Regions from separate parts of the Homo sapiens genome. Here all the other regions are linked to region 3. The links are chromatin contacts, found by Hi-C or POLR2A ChIA-PET in ENCODE. All regions are on one chromosome and are shown on one strand. The core of a region is the stretch at or near the end of the contact, and the rest is flanking DNA. Distances in the headings are between cores, read along the strand shown.

Evidence for each region. Hi-C counts contacts between places; a loop is a spot of excess contacts on that map. ChIA-PET counts read pairs that join two places held with the same protein, here RNA polymerase II (POLR2A). Pooled maps may share reads with other maps.
Region 1: a loop to region 3 is called in a pooled map, with 1.9 times the contacts of the local background. The contact joins two enhancer-like sites. A Hi-C loop is called at or near these places in 3 of 168 maps with a recorded cell type or tissue (HCT116, OCI-LY7 and gastrocnemius medialis), 2 of 37 single-sample maps with no recorded cell type and 6 of 50 pooled maps. POLR2A ChIA-PET finds 5 or more read pairs at or near these places in 1 of 52 experiments (OCI-LY7).
Region 2: a pooled map shows a loop between it and region 3 (2.6-fold over the local background). The contact joins two enhancer-like sites. A Hi-C loop is called at or near these places in 3 of 50 pooled maps. POLR2A ChIA-PET finds 5 or more read pairs at or near these places in 2 of 52 experiments (K562 and OCI-LY7).

Annotation. Positions count from the first base shown.
Region 1 is chr3:16,834,896-16,839,311 of GRCh38, forward strand. No RefSeq gene overlaps it. Among named protein-coding and RNA genes, the nearest start is that of PLCL2, 48 kb to the right of the region's middle. Within about 2 kb of position 2,861, at least 8 of the 41 ENCODE cell types and tissues checked have a DNase peak (open chromatin) inside an H3K27ac peak, as active enhancers do.
Region 2 is chr3:16,740,277-16,744,834 of GRCh38, forward strand. All of the region lies in intron 1 of PLCL2UT (PLCL2 upstream transcript), which reads left to right. Among named protein-coding and RNA genes, the nearest start is that of PLCL2UT, 18 kb to the left of the region's middle. Within about 2 kb of position 1,820, at least 4 of the 41 ENCODE cell types and tissues checked have a DNase peak (open chromatin) inside an H3K27ac peak, as active enhancers do.
Region 3 is chr3:17,133,991-17,138,450 of GRCh38, forward strand. No RefSeq gene overlaps it. Among named protein-coding and RNA genes, the nearest start is that of PLCL2-AS1, 82 kb to the left of the region's middle. Within about 2 kb of position 2,246, at least 5 of the 41 ENCODE cell types and tissues checked have a DNase peak (open chromatin) inside an H3K27ac peak, as active enhancers do.

The DNA.
Region 1 (4,416 bases), core at 1,611-4,110, 300 kb before region 3:
TTCCACCCTCCTCTGTGATCATCAGGTTTGTGTGCATGTGTTTGCTTATTTGTTTTAGAGACAGGGTGTCTCTATGTTGCCAGGCTGGAGTGCAGTGGCTATTCACAGGTGCAATCATAACACGCTACAGCTCCAAACTCCTGGGCTCAAGCAATCCTCCTGCATCAGCCTCCCAAGTAGCTGGACCTACAGATGCATACCACGTCACCAGCTCTGTGATGGTTAGTTATATGTGTTAACTTAGGCCCACTCCCCAGTTATTCAATCAAATACTAATCTAGGTGCCCCAACACAGGTATTTTATGGATGGTAGTTAAAGTCCAAAATCAGTTGACTGTAAGTAAGGAAATTTTCCTCAATAACCTGGGTGGCCTGATTCAATCAGTTGAAAAGCCTTAAGAGCAAAGCTGAGGTTTCTTTGAAGAAGAAAAAATTCTGCCTAAAACTGCAGCTCCAGCTCCTGCCCAAGAGTTCAGCCTGCCAGTCCTCCTGGACCTGCGGATTTTAGTCTTGCCTACCCAGCCCCCAGAATCACATAAAGCAGTTCTTTGCTATGAATGTCTTATTATATGTCTCCTATTGGTTCTGTTTCTCTGGGTAATCCCCACCAATACACCCTGCTTGACACCTATGAAGTTATCCATTTCGATCATACTCATTTTGTCAGTCTTTGGCTTGCAGAGAAAGATAAGAGAAATGTTAAAGTTGGAAAAGTAACTTGGTTGCCTTCAATGGTGATCTCACCTCAGTAAAATCTGAGGCAGGTCACCATTTTAGGTGACTTCAAAGTTTCTGGGATAGGGTGGAAAGTGGGACAGGAGCTCAGAATGGGAAAATCAGATGCCATGCCATTGCTGGTCCCGGTTTGATTGGCCACCAAGAGGCCACCAGGCCTCACACGGCTGTTCCAGGGAAGTCCACTCCCATCAACAAAGCAAAAGTATGTGACACAAAGTGTGGATTACTCCCTAAAAGGCCCCATCTTAGTTGCTTTTAAGTAACAAAGGTGTTTCTATTTAATACTTTAGTTGGTGCCTGGCTCATACATTGTTAACATCTTTGAGGAAAACAACTGAGGAATGGCATTGTCAAAATCTGTCATAGGCTCTAAAAACTCAGATTTCTATTTCGTGGTGTATAAAATTCGAGGAGCAGACTTCCCAAGTTTCTTTCCAATGCCAACATACTTATGTTTCTCTTTGATAAACCTGTCAGTTTTTATTACCAATTAGAATAGCCTACAAAGTAAAAAATGTTTGGCAATGGATTTGGGTGGGCAGTCCTCAGAGAACCTGAATTGTGGAAAATCAGCCTTATCAGGAGGTCTATCCCAGAGTGGGAGAGCCAGCTGCAGTCCCCTAGAAAGTTACAAGCCTACCTTCTGAGAGACACTTGCACAAGTACGGGAATTCTTCTGAAACGGAGAACTCTGCCAATTGCTGTTTATCACAGTTTCTCGGTTTGCTTTTCAAGTACCAGACTGTGAGAGAATTACCTTCATTGCTAAGACAATATTTGTTTCCTTAGCTTCTCAGTGAGTGAACAGTGACCCAAAACCTGGGGCCAATATGTGTAAGACTTTGGAGAAAAGAAAGATTTTGTGAGGGAAAGGGAAAAGGGGTCGTCTGAATTTGGATTGAGATTAGTTTGATTGGGTAATGGAAAACAACCAAAAAACAAACTAATTCTTTGTCAAATCCCACCACAGAGGCACATTTCAAAAAAAAAGACATCAATGCCCCTGAAATCAGGGAAAAGGCCACCACAGGAATTTCAAATTTCCATCACCACAAACATCCTCCAGCAGTCAGCACCAAAGCCAGATCACGTGACCTCCAATCCATCTGTAGACTGAAACGATAACTTGTTTCAGTTATTTCAAAAATTTCACAGACTTTATACGACTTGTTCCCAAATCTATATAGATGGTGTGATAAGGAACCAAATATAAATTATATTTAAAAGCCCTACTGATCCCTAGTAGCTTTCAGTCTTTTCATCACTCAAGTCACTGAAAGTCTAACTACTTGTACACCAAGAACCATTTTTGACTTTGAAAGAAGGTCCTCTGAGCACAAAGTGAAACTGCCTTTGCAAAAATTGTAACTGAGGAAATTATGACAGTGAAAGACATCAGACCTAACCAACTCCATCTTGCTTCTAACCTTTAAGCTGTCCTTGTTCATTCCTGGGCACAGGGCAAACTAAGCTTAGAAAGAAATTTAGTTGTTTATAGTTTAACTCTGAAACAAACTAAATAATAGCCCTTTGACTGGAACCAGTCTGCCTTTGTAGGACTAAGAGATTAGCTACAAGATTAAAAATTATGGTTTAGGGACAATGCAACCTCTGACTGCAAGAGTCTGAACCTCCCCAAATTGCTCCTGGGAATACCATCACTATTGTAAAAGTCAAGATTAGTGCCCGAGATATTTTGCAGACTCTGCACTTCATGCACCAGCTGATACCACCCAGACGCGTAATCTGGCTCAACCAGTTCTTTGATCTCACCCAGGAACAGAAGACAGCAAAAAATATTCACTTCAACCCCCTATGATTCCATCTCTAACCTGACCAGTCAGCACTCCCCACTTCCTGAGCTCCTGGCCGCCAAATTGTCCTTAAAAACTCCGATCCCCAAATGCTCCGAGAGACTGATTTGAGTAATAATAAAACTCCGGTCTCCTGCACAGTGGGCCATGCATGAATTACTCTTTCCCCATTGCAGTTTCCCTGTCTTGATAAATCGGCTTTCTCTAGGCAAGGTGAACCGTTCGGCAGTTAAGAAAAAGTTGGATCCATTGTATTATAGATGAGGAAGAAGAAGCTATGCACTACCAGGCTTGCCCTGCTGGCCCGTCCTTGGCTTCGTGGAGTCCCGCCAAGCCCACAGTTGCTGGTTCTGTCCACACACTCTCCCACCGCAGTTGTCAGACATGAAAGACATCCCCAGCTGTCTAGAGTGAGAGGGGACACAGAGAGGAGGCTGCAAGGCCTGCCTGTGTTTGTGCCTTAACCTTTAAAAGCAGGGCCCTGCAAAAGGACAAGGGCAGTTTAATTTAAATCTCTCTGGAGCTTAAACTCAGCTCTTTTCTTTTGTTTTTTTGATTCCACCTTGTTGCTCTTTCCTTTCTTGCTGGATTGTGTTTGCATTTTCTCCTGAATGTGTGGTTTCCATCTCGTCCAGCAGATCTAAGGTAATTTCAGTTTTGTTTCTAAAAATGTCATTGTCTGCTTCTTTCCCACCGTCTGTCTTTTGTCTTTGGACAATGTGAATATTTAGCTGCATAACACATAGAGATTCTCTTCCCAGTGCTTTATTTTAGGACTACCCAGATCTGATGTAGTCAATAAAACACTCATCTGTCAGTTTTTTAGCTCTAATATGATGTCTAATGAATACGTTAAGTGACATCACATGAAGCAGAACTGTGGGCTACTGCATTTTTTTTTTTTTTTGCCTGCATATTTTTTGGTACAGGAAAAGTAAGACACTAGATTTTGGATATGCTTTCCTATTTTCTTAAACAAACTCTAACAGTTGTTATCTGTCAAACCCAGGGGACTTCAAATGCTGATACTTGGTGTCTTCAATATGACTACATACATAATCTGGAAATAGTCTAGCCTTCATTTCGTAAAAGCACACATTGTTTTTTTGCTGCAGGCATCTCAATGTTGGAATAATGTCTTATTCTTAGACTTTATGTTTTTCCATTCTTAAGTAATCCTGAAACTAGCTCAATACATTGAGCTGGCTATGTTGTTTTTCAGATGGATTTCCTGAATTGCTAGCATCAAGTACTTTGCTCTCTTTTCATGACACCCCACTTCTATTTATAGCCAACAGATGATCAGAAGCCAGGGTCAAGGACAGTTGCTGTTTGGTCAAGCCCAGCTGTTGAACGCTGATTGGTAACTGGCAAGGTGTGGCAATTGCCATCTGGCCATGCCAGGGTCCTGATAGCACTGCCAGCATTTGTTTAATTCAGGCAAAGCAGCTAACTTCAGCTTGCTCTGCTGAAGCAAACCTGTTTTGGACATCTCAACTGGTAAAATTGGTTCCTGAGTTTAAATCCAACTTGAAAATTTAAAGCAGCACCATCTGAGTCATTGGGGTCTATCAAGACACACTTTATATCCCCCTTGGTTCAGATTCAGAGACAGAAGCATGTAGTCTCAATTCCTTTCTGACGAACAGCATTGAGTACTTCTGCAGAACATAAACTAGAAAACCAATTTCTGTAGCTCAGAAAGATGAGTATTTTTATGGCTCTCCATACTGGAAGGGAGAGATGCATTAAATCAATCATATGAATTAACATGGCATCGTGGAGCAGTATCCTCCAGAAATTAGATCAGCCCCTAAAAGAAATCAAGTCACTGTTAAATGGTGGAGTATACATTCTGTTAGTG
Region 2 (4,558 bases), core at 570-3,069, 390 kb before region 3:
TATAGGATTTATAAATATTTTCTCCTATTCTATGGGCTGTCTTTTCACTCTCTTGACAGTGTGCTTTGATACACAAAAGCTTTTAATTTTATGAAGCCCAACTTACCTATTTTTTCTTTTGTTGCTTATCATTTGGTCTCACATCTAAGAAATCATTGCCAAATCTAAGGTCATGGAGATGTACAACTAAGTTTTCTTCTAAGAGTTTTATAGTTTTAACTGTTATATTTAGCTCTTTGATCCATTTGCAGTTGATTTTTGTACATGGCATGAGGTGAGTCCAACTCCATTCCTTTGCATGTGGCAATCCCGTTGTCCCTGCATCATTTGTTGAATAATGTTAAGTGCTTTTTGAAAACATGTTTTGGGTGACTGCATAAGTTACATACTGCATCACCATTTGCTTACTTATTCCTCCTTTGTTTTGTGGTGTTCTAGAAATGCAGATAATTTACTCCTTGACCACATCTTTCTTTAGAAAACATGTTCAGCTCACAGCTTCAAAAAAGAGAACCCCTAGAGACATCATAAATATTGATTTTGGACATGGTAGACACTTGGCCAAAGCTGGGCCCATCAGATCTTTACTCTGGGAATTTAGCACTGGGATACTGATACTATGTGATCTAGATGTGTGGGAAACAAGTTTAAAGGTAACATAAAGTCTGGGTTCCATAATTTTTTTTGACTTTATGAACCATCTGGTTTACAACATCTGGTTATCATAATAACTGAGATTATTATGATAATTTCTGTATTAAAAGGACAGAAGAACCAGCTATAAAGCAGAAAAAAAGGATGCAGACACATTTAAAATAGAAACTACAAAAAATGGAGAGATTTGCAGTTTGTTAAATTTCTAATTCTCGTGAATTCCATAAGAATCTCTGCTTCCTTTACTTTCCCTGGTTTTCTGGAATTAGTTTGGGTGAATGTCTTTTCCTTTGCAAACAAACTTTCCCTGACTTAGACAGACCTTATACTGGTTAGGAATCTTGATTGCAAGAGACAGAAAACCCAACTTAACTGGATTAAGCCAAAGGACTCATACTGGCTTAAATACCCGAAAGTCCAGGGTATAGCTTGATGTAGGGACTAAAAAATGTCATGTAGACATGGTTCTCTGCATCCCCCAGTTCTACCTTCTGTGGTGTTCACTTAATTCTCAACCTTAGAAACTCTCATCTTCAATCATTCTGGCTACGAACAGTCTAAAAAGAAAGAACACTTTCCTACAACTCCTGAGCAAGTCTTGGATTCACTCTGATTGTGACCACATTGCGTGAGTCATGGCCCATCCTTGAACTAACCCCAAGGGGTCTTTTGCCAAGTCTGAGTCATATGTTCACTCCTGGGTAGGGAAAAACCTCATTGGAACCACATTGACTGAAAATGAGGAGGGAGGTTTTCTTAAATTCTGGATTCTGTTACAAAATAGAAATGATGCTGAGTAGACAAAGAAACAATAGATGCCAACACAGGCATTTAGATACATTCTAATTTTTTATTATTGCCTGTAACACTTATGTGCAGCCTTGTCCATAAATATTTGTTCACATCTCTCATTATGTCTTTAGGATATTGTTTAGCTCTGTTGTTGCATTGCAAATCACCCCCAAACTTAGTGGCTTAAAACAAAGACAATGATTCATTTCTCACTATTCTGTGGGCTGGCTGGGCTCAGCTGGGAAGTTCTGCTCCTTGTGGTATAGTTGAGGTTGCTCATGGAGCTGCATTCAGCTGATGAGTGGCTGGGGCTGTCCCATCCAAGACAGTCTCTTCTCCTCCTGGGCCTCTCTCCGTGTGGCTTTTCATCATTCCGCAGTGTAGCCTGAGCTTATTTATAGCGTGGTGACCAGCTTCCAGGATGTAGAGAGTGGAAATTCCCAGACAGTCCTCTTAAGGCCTAGGCCTGGAAGTCCCAGTGCCTTACTTCTGCTTCACCTTGTCAGTCAAAGCAAGTCACGGGGCCTTCCCAGATTCAGAGGGAGAAGGATATAAATATACTCCCAGAAATAGAAATGCCAGATGAAAGAGTATGCATATTTTAAGGTTCATGGTACATGTTGTGAGATTTGTTCCCCAGACAGCTTCTACCAATGTCCAACACCCCCCCCACCAGCAGTGTATAAGATCATGTGTTTCACCACACAAATGCAAACACTTAGTAATTTCACAGGTTTAAAAATAACAATGTGATTGTTGTCTTATTAATATTTGAGGGGTTAAACTTTTTCATATGCTTCTTAGCCATTAAAATAATTTTAATTATTTAATAACATATGTCTATGTTATTAGATTATGATATAGCATACCAATGTGTGCCATCATCTAGTTTAATAAAAAGCATCTTACTGTGAAATGTTCTGTGGGTTCCTCCCTAATTCTATTCCATTCTCTCCCTCTCAAAGGTAACCATTATTATAAATTTTTGTTTGTACTCCCATGCCCTTATTTTATCTTTTATAACAGCTTTTTTTGCAATATCATTCACATATCATACAATGGACCCATTTAAAGTATATAATTAATGTTTTTTGTACATTAACAGAGTTGTACAACCATCACTACAATACATTTTAAAACATTTTCATTATCCCCTAAAGAAACCCTGTACTTCTTAGCAGTTATATTCATTCTCCCCTTTCCCCTAACTCCCACCCTAGGCAATCACTAATCAATTTTATTTCTATTTAGATTTCCTATTTGGGGTATTTCATAGAAATAAAATTATAGAATATGTGGTCTTTTGTGTCTGGCTCCTTCACTTAACATGTTTTCAAGGGTCATCTATGTTGCAGACTGTATCAATATGCCATTCCTTTTTATTACTGAGTAATATTCCATTGTGTGAATACATCACATTTTATTTGTTCATTTGTCTGTTGATGGACATTTAGGTTGTTTACATTTTTGACTATTATGAATAATGCTGTTATGAACATTCAAGTACAAGTTTGTGTAGTCTTACATTTTCAGTTCTTTTGGAGTATTTCAATACCTTGGAGTGGAATTGCTGGGTTATATGGTAACTCTGTATTTAAACTTTTGAGTAACTGTCTTTCAGAGTGTTTCACACTTTGCCAGACTGTTTTCCAAAGTGATGACAGCATTTTACATTTCCAGTAGAAGTATGAGGGTTCCAGTTTCTCCACATCCTTATCAACCCTTTGTATTATCTGTCTTTTTGATTATAGCCATCCTAGTGGGTATGAAATGGTGACTCACTGTGGTTTTCATTTACATTTCCCTAATGACTAATGATACTGAGCATCTTTTCCTGTGCTTAATTTCCCTTCTTTTGTGATAGTTTAATCATGTGTTTGTATTTTTAGATAATATGTTAATTAGTTTTACATGTTTTAATGTAATTTTTAAATTGATATATAATAGTTGTACATATTTTGGAGGTACATGTGATATTTTGATACCTGTATGCAATGCGTAGTGATCATGTTTTGAAATTTATATTAATGGAATTCTTTATGCAAGTATAATGTATGCAGTTGTACATCCTTCTGTAAGATACTTATTTAACTAAATTTAACACTTCTGGGGTTCTCCATATTGAGGCATGTGACTGTAGTTTATTTCACTTATGTGTATATTCCATTATGTGAATACAGCAAAATTTATTTAGTCATTCTTTTATTAATGAACTTTTAGGTTAGTTCCAATTTTTCATTATTATACATGAGGCTACTGTGAATATCTTTGCCTACAGACACACAGGTGCAATAATTTTTCTAGGGCATAAATTGAAGTGAAATTCCTGGGTCATAAGACATACAAAAGTTCACCTCTACTAGGTAAAGCTAAATAGTCTTCCAACATGGTTGTACAAATTCACACTCCCCCAGTAGTGTGTGAGCATTTCTGTTACTCCATCCTCTCTCCAACATTAGACATTGTCAGGCCTCTGAGCCCAAGCCAAGCCATCGCATCCCCTGTGACTTGCACATATACGCCCAGATGGCCTGAAGTAACTGAAGAATCACAAAAGAAGTGAATATGCCCTGCCCCACCTTAACTGATGACATTCCACCACAAAGGAAGCATAAATGGCTGGTCCTTGCCTTAACTGATGATATTCCACCACAAAAGAAGTGAAAATGGCTGGTCCTTGCCTTAAGTGATGACATTACCTTGTAAAAGTCCTTTTCCTGGCTCATCCTGGCTCAAAAGCTCCCCCACTGAGCACTTTGTGACCCCCACTCTGCCCACCAGAGAACAACCCCCTTTGACTGTAATTTTCCTTTATTTACCCAAATCCTATAAAACGGCCCCATCCTTATCTCCCTTCGCTGACTTTTTTCAGACTCAGCCTGCCTGCACCCAGGTGATTAAAAGCTTTATTGCTCACACAAAGCCTGTTTGGTGGTCTCTTTACACGGACGCGCATGAAATTTTGTGCCGTGACTCGGATTGGGGGACCTCCCTTGGGAGATCAATCCCCTGTCCTCCTGCTCTTTGCTCTGTGAGAAAGATCCACCTACGACCTCAGGTCCTCAGACGACCAGCCCAAGAAACATCTCACCAATTTCATATCCGGTAAGCG
Region 3 (4,460 bases), core at 996-3,495:
GTGCTGGGACTTGGATTGCATCTGCCCAGGAGCAGATCCTGAGTGACCCCAGGAAGCCCCATTAGGAGAGTGGGAAAGTGAAACAGGGAAAAGAAGCAGATGGAGGAAGTGTTCATGAGCTGTCATCGCTGTGGGCACTTGGAGCTCCTTCCTGCTGGGGACCTGGGCCGCTGTGTAGGACACATGTCAGAGTCATCCCACTCGAGGGCAGTGGGAGTGGGGGTATTTATTCACCACTGGCTGAGGGGCTTGCACTCCCCAGCACTCTGGCCCATGCCACAGGCAGCTGGAGCCCGACCCTGCTGCCGATGAAAGCTCCCAGGCTGGAGGTTACGTTTCTTGGAGTAAGAAGCGGTGAGTCCAGGAAAGGGATCCCAAAGGCACACCAGCGGGCACCCACAGGGCATGCTGCCTGGTGCCATGGACCCTCAGGGCCTCCGTGGAGTACTCCCCTTCCTCCTCTCCATTTGTCAGCTGAAAAGCCAAGAGCAAGAGAACAGCCTTCACGCCCAGGGCCAGAAGGGGCTCACTTTCCTCCACTCCCTTTCCATCCATGGCAACCGTCACCTGCAAGGGGGCCAGGGAATGCAGTCAGCTTGCCCAGGAAGAGGAAGTAGACTCATGAACTTCTAGCCAGTCTCTGCCTTCGTAACTTTCACTTAAAATTTAGTTTCAAGAAGCTATGTGGGTGATCCCCAAAGCCTGTATTTCTGGATTTGTCAAGTAACTTAGCGGTAGAAAAGCATTCCTTACTTGGCGGCCATATCACACCTTCCAAATGCCCCTGCACAGGCTTTGAGATATTTTCAACTCATGCTCTATACAAGTGCAGATGGTTTAAAGATGCCTGGTTATGGCTGAGGGAGGTAGAGAACTCACTTACAGGAATCTGGCTTCCCTGGCTCTGGCACACTCCTGGACGAGGTCCTTGGCACCTAACTCTCCAGGCATTTCAAACCCAGGAGGTCTTTAGGCCTGCCTTTGTGGTAATACCGAGACAAGAGGACATCAATGGGGTGTCTGCTTTGTGCCAGGCACATTGCTACATCATCTTGAGGTATCCATAACACTACAAACAGGCTCAGGGATGAAAAGTATCAACTAGTGGTTATCATGTGCGTATACATTAACTCATTTACTCCTCAGTCAAAATTCTTAGGCTCCTTGTCCTTCAGTTTTCTCATGTGTAAGATGGAGGTGAGAATACCTGTCACTAATATCCATTCTTCCTGTCCTCCTTTGTATTATAATAGCCCATCCACTACCATCACCAATTTTTAGCTGCATACATAATTGTCTGGGATAATGCAAACATTTCCCAGGCTTCCTTGAGATATGTGACTAAGTTCTAGACAATGAGATATAAATAGAAATGTCATACGCAACTTCTAAGGAGTGTTCCAAAGGAGCAAGCCTGAATTTCTTCAACTATTCCTTCTTCCTACTGGCTAAAATATGGATGTGATGGCTGGTTCTTGGGCAGCCATCTTGTACTATGAGGAAGACAATAGATATTGAGAAAGGATGAGGAAAAGGACACAATCAAACCACATACCAGCCTATGGCTCTCCCCTTTGGATATCATTCGCCTGTCAGGGAAATTGATCACTATCTAATTTAAGCCTCTGATGCTTGATCAGCCACATTGGTATGATCTGGGAATTTGTTAGAAATGCAGAATATTGACCCCCACCCCAGACCTGCTGAATCAGAATCTGCATTTTAACAAGATCTGCAAGTGACTTGTGTACAAAATAAAATCTGAGAGGCACTGGTTCCAGCAGCTACTGTTATCTGAGAGAGGCCTGTCACTTAACAGCTGAACTCAGTCCTAACTAATGTCCCACTGCACAACACTGCTGGGAGGATTAAATGAGTCATGAAGTCAAAGCACCTAGCACAAGGCTCTGCCCAGCATGGGGAGTGAGAGTTCATGGGTTAAATTGCCTTGGGGGTGGGTTCTGTGATGGAGCACAGATTTATGGCAACATTGCCATCTGCCCTGTGGGCTCAAAGACATCCCCTAACTGTGTGAAACTTTGGAGACAGAGCAGAAGGGGTGCAGTATTTGTTGAATACCAACTTGAGAGGTTTTGTAGAAGCCATTAATTAGGGACCAGGGGAGGGAGAGGTCCTGGGATGTGCCTTCCAGAGCCTGCTGCACAGCTTTGACCCCAAATGGTGTAGACCTAGGGAGCAGGAGGGGAGGGAGGTCTTAGATCATTGAGCACGGGTGGCATGTGAGGGACACAAAGCACCCTCTTCATAATGCCTGCGAGCATGAGAACAGCCACATACTGGTCTCTCATTCCCGCACCCAGGCTGTGGAGGGAGAAACCTTCTGGCTGAGGAATGGCTCTGCTGCTGTACTTATCCCAATTTTCCAGCTGGCCAGGCTTTATCTCTCCTGTGATGTGATTGATGGAGCTCTCCGCAGGGCCTCCCATTATGGTCTGAAGGACACGGTGGCCTAGTTTTCGTGCAGGGATGCAGGGAGGCCAGTCATGCGGGACTGTGGCCCACTGTGTGGGGTATTTTGGAGACAGATGGGACTTTTCTGACCAGGAGGTCATGGGGTGGTTCTGAGGCAAGGGCTCCTGTAAAAATGCCTGTGCTCAGCTGAAGCAGAAGGTTCCTAGAATGGAAGGAGCAAGAACTGACGTGGGCTCCACGTCCGTCGCATGCTGTGGCAGGCCTGCCCTGCTCCTGCCCTACTCTGTGCTGTCCACCAATTGTCTGGTGGCTGGAGCATGCCACACCCTGACAGCCCAGGAGGGCTTGGTGGGTATCCCTGCCAGGAGAGTCCACTTGAGTGGCTACAACAGTGCTGTGCTCTGTGTGTGTGTGAGGCTGTGTGTTTGTCTATTTCTCTGTGTCTCCACCATCTCTATTTTCCCCAATACCTGGAAGCAGAATCACAGCATGTTGAGAGGTCTCTGGGACTACATTGCCCCGGTTGTTGGAATCCTGGCTCTAGCTGTTGGACCATGGACAAATTACTTTGCTGTGTCACAGATTTTCTATTTGTGATGGAGATCATTGGATTGTTGTGAGAATTAAATGAGTTGACCCATATAGAGTCCTCACAGTAAGCCCTCAGTCAATGGTAGGTGATGCCTTCCCTCCCCAACCCAAGGTCCTACATACTACTGCCCAGCAGCCTGAGAGCGAAGGGCCTGCACCTGTCAGGAGTCTGGGAGGATATGCTGGGGAAGGTTGATGGGGCAGAGGTGAGGACAAGCCCAAAGGAGGTACTTCCTCACCTCTCTCCCCTTCCTCCTCGGTAACTCACTAGATGATCCTGCCCTCCTGCAAAGTGACATCTCAAGTCACAGCCACCTGGCAAAGCCTTCCCTTTAGCTGTCACAGCAAAACAGAAAAGGCCAGGGTTGAGTGAGAAGACCTGGCACCAACACTCACTGTACAATCTTAGGAAAATGACTCATCCCCCTTGAGCCTTAGTTTCCCCAGGTGTAAAGTGGAGATGACATCGTCTTTGCCCTCCACACGCCCCTAGGGCTGGCTAGAACTCGGAGACAACTCTGCCTCCTCCAGTCTGTGTTCTCCCTCCCATTCATGGGACTCTTCAGATGCCACCTGTGTGCTGAGGCATTTACGTTAGTCAGGTTAGGTCAGGCTTGCCACAGTAACAAATTATCCTTGAAATCAGAGCTGGCTTCTTTCTTGCTAACACAGACTCTAGTGAGGGTCTGGGGACTCCCAGGGCAGCCTCCTGCCCCATGGTGACTCAGCAATCCAGGTGCTTGAATCCAGGCTGCCTCCTTCTCAACCCAGGGCTTTAGTCACCACAGCTGGGAAGGAGAGAGCGGGAGGGCTGCACGCTGACCCATAGATGCTTTATCCAGGAGTCCCAGGCAGCACTTCTGCTCACAGCCCATTGGCTAGAACCTTCCCGTGGCTTTGCCTTTCTGCAGGGAGGCAGGGCAACGTGGAGAGCATACCGTTACCCAGTAAGCAGCAAACATCTTGCCAAAGAATCTCTTTCCATCTTAACCTCTGCCTTTGTGTTCTCAGTGTCATGGGCCACTGAAAAACCTGCAGAGGAGCTCCAGGCAAAAATGGCACCATCCTGGGGCCACGTCCAGCTCAGGGGAAGAGTTGGCTGTGTCAGTACAAGTCGGACCTCTTCAAGTGTGGGAGAATTTAATCACAAATCCAAAGGTCCCACCAGGCCAGTGACCAAGTTCAGAGCCCAGGCCCACAAGCCCTAGACTTTGAAACAGAGTAGGGAGGGGCCAGCCATCCAGAGGACAGACCTGCTGCCTGTAGTCGCCAGGTTTGGAGTAAGTCCCCAAGAGTCCCTCTTTTGTGAAATCCCCTTAATTCTATCCAGTTACAAACAAAAGGAGATTCTGTTTCTCCAGAGCTACCAATCCCTTAAGTGGCTTTCCCTGTTACTTGGGTTCTTATTAAGGTTACTTGGGACTGAGTCACCCGTC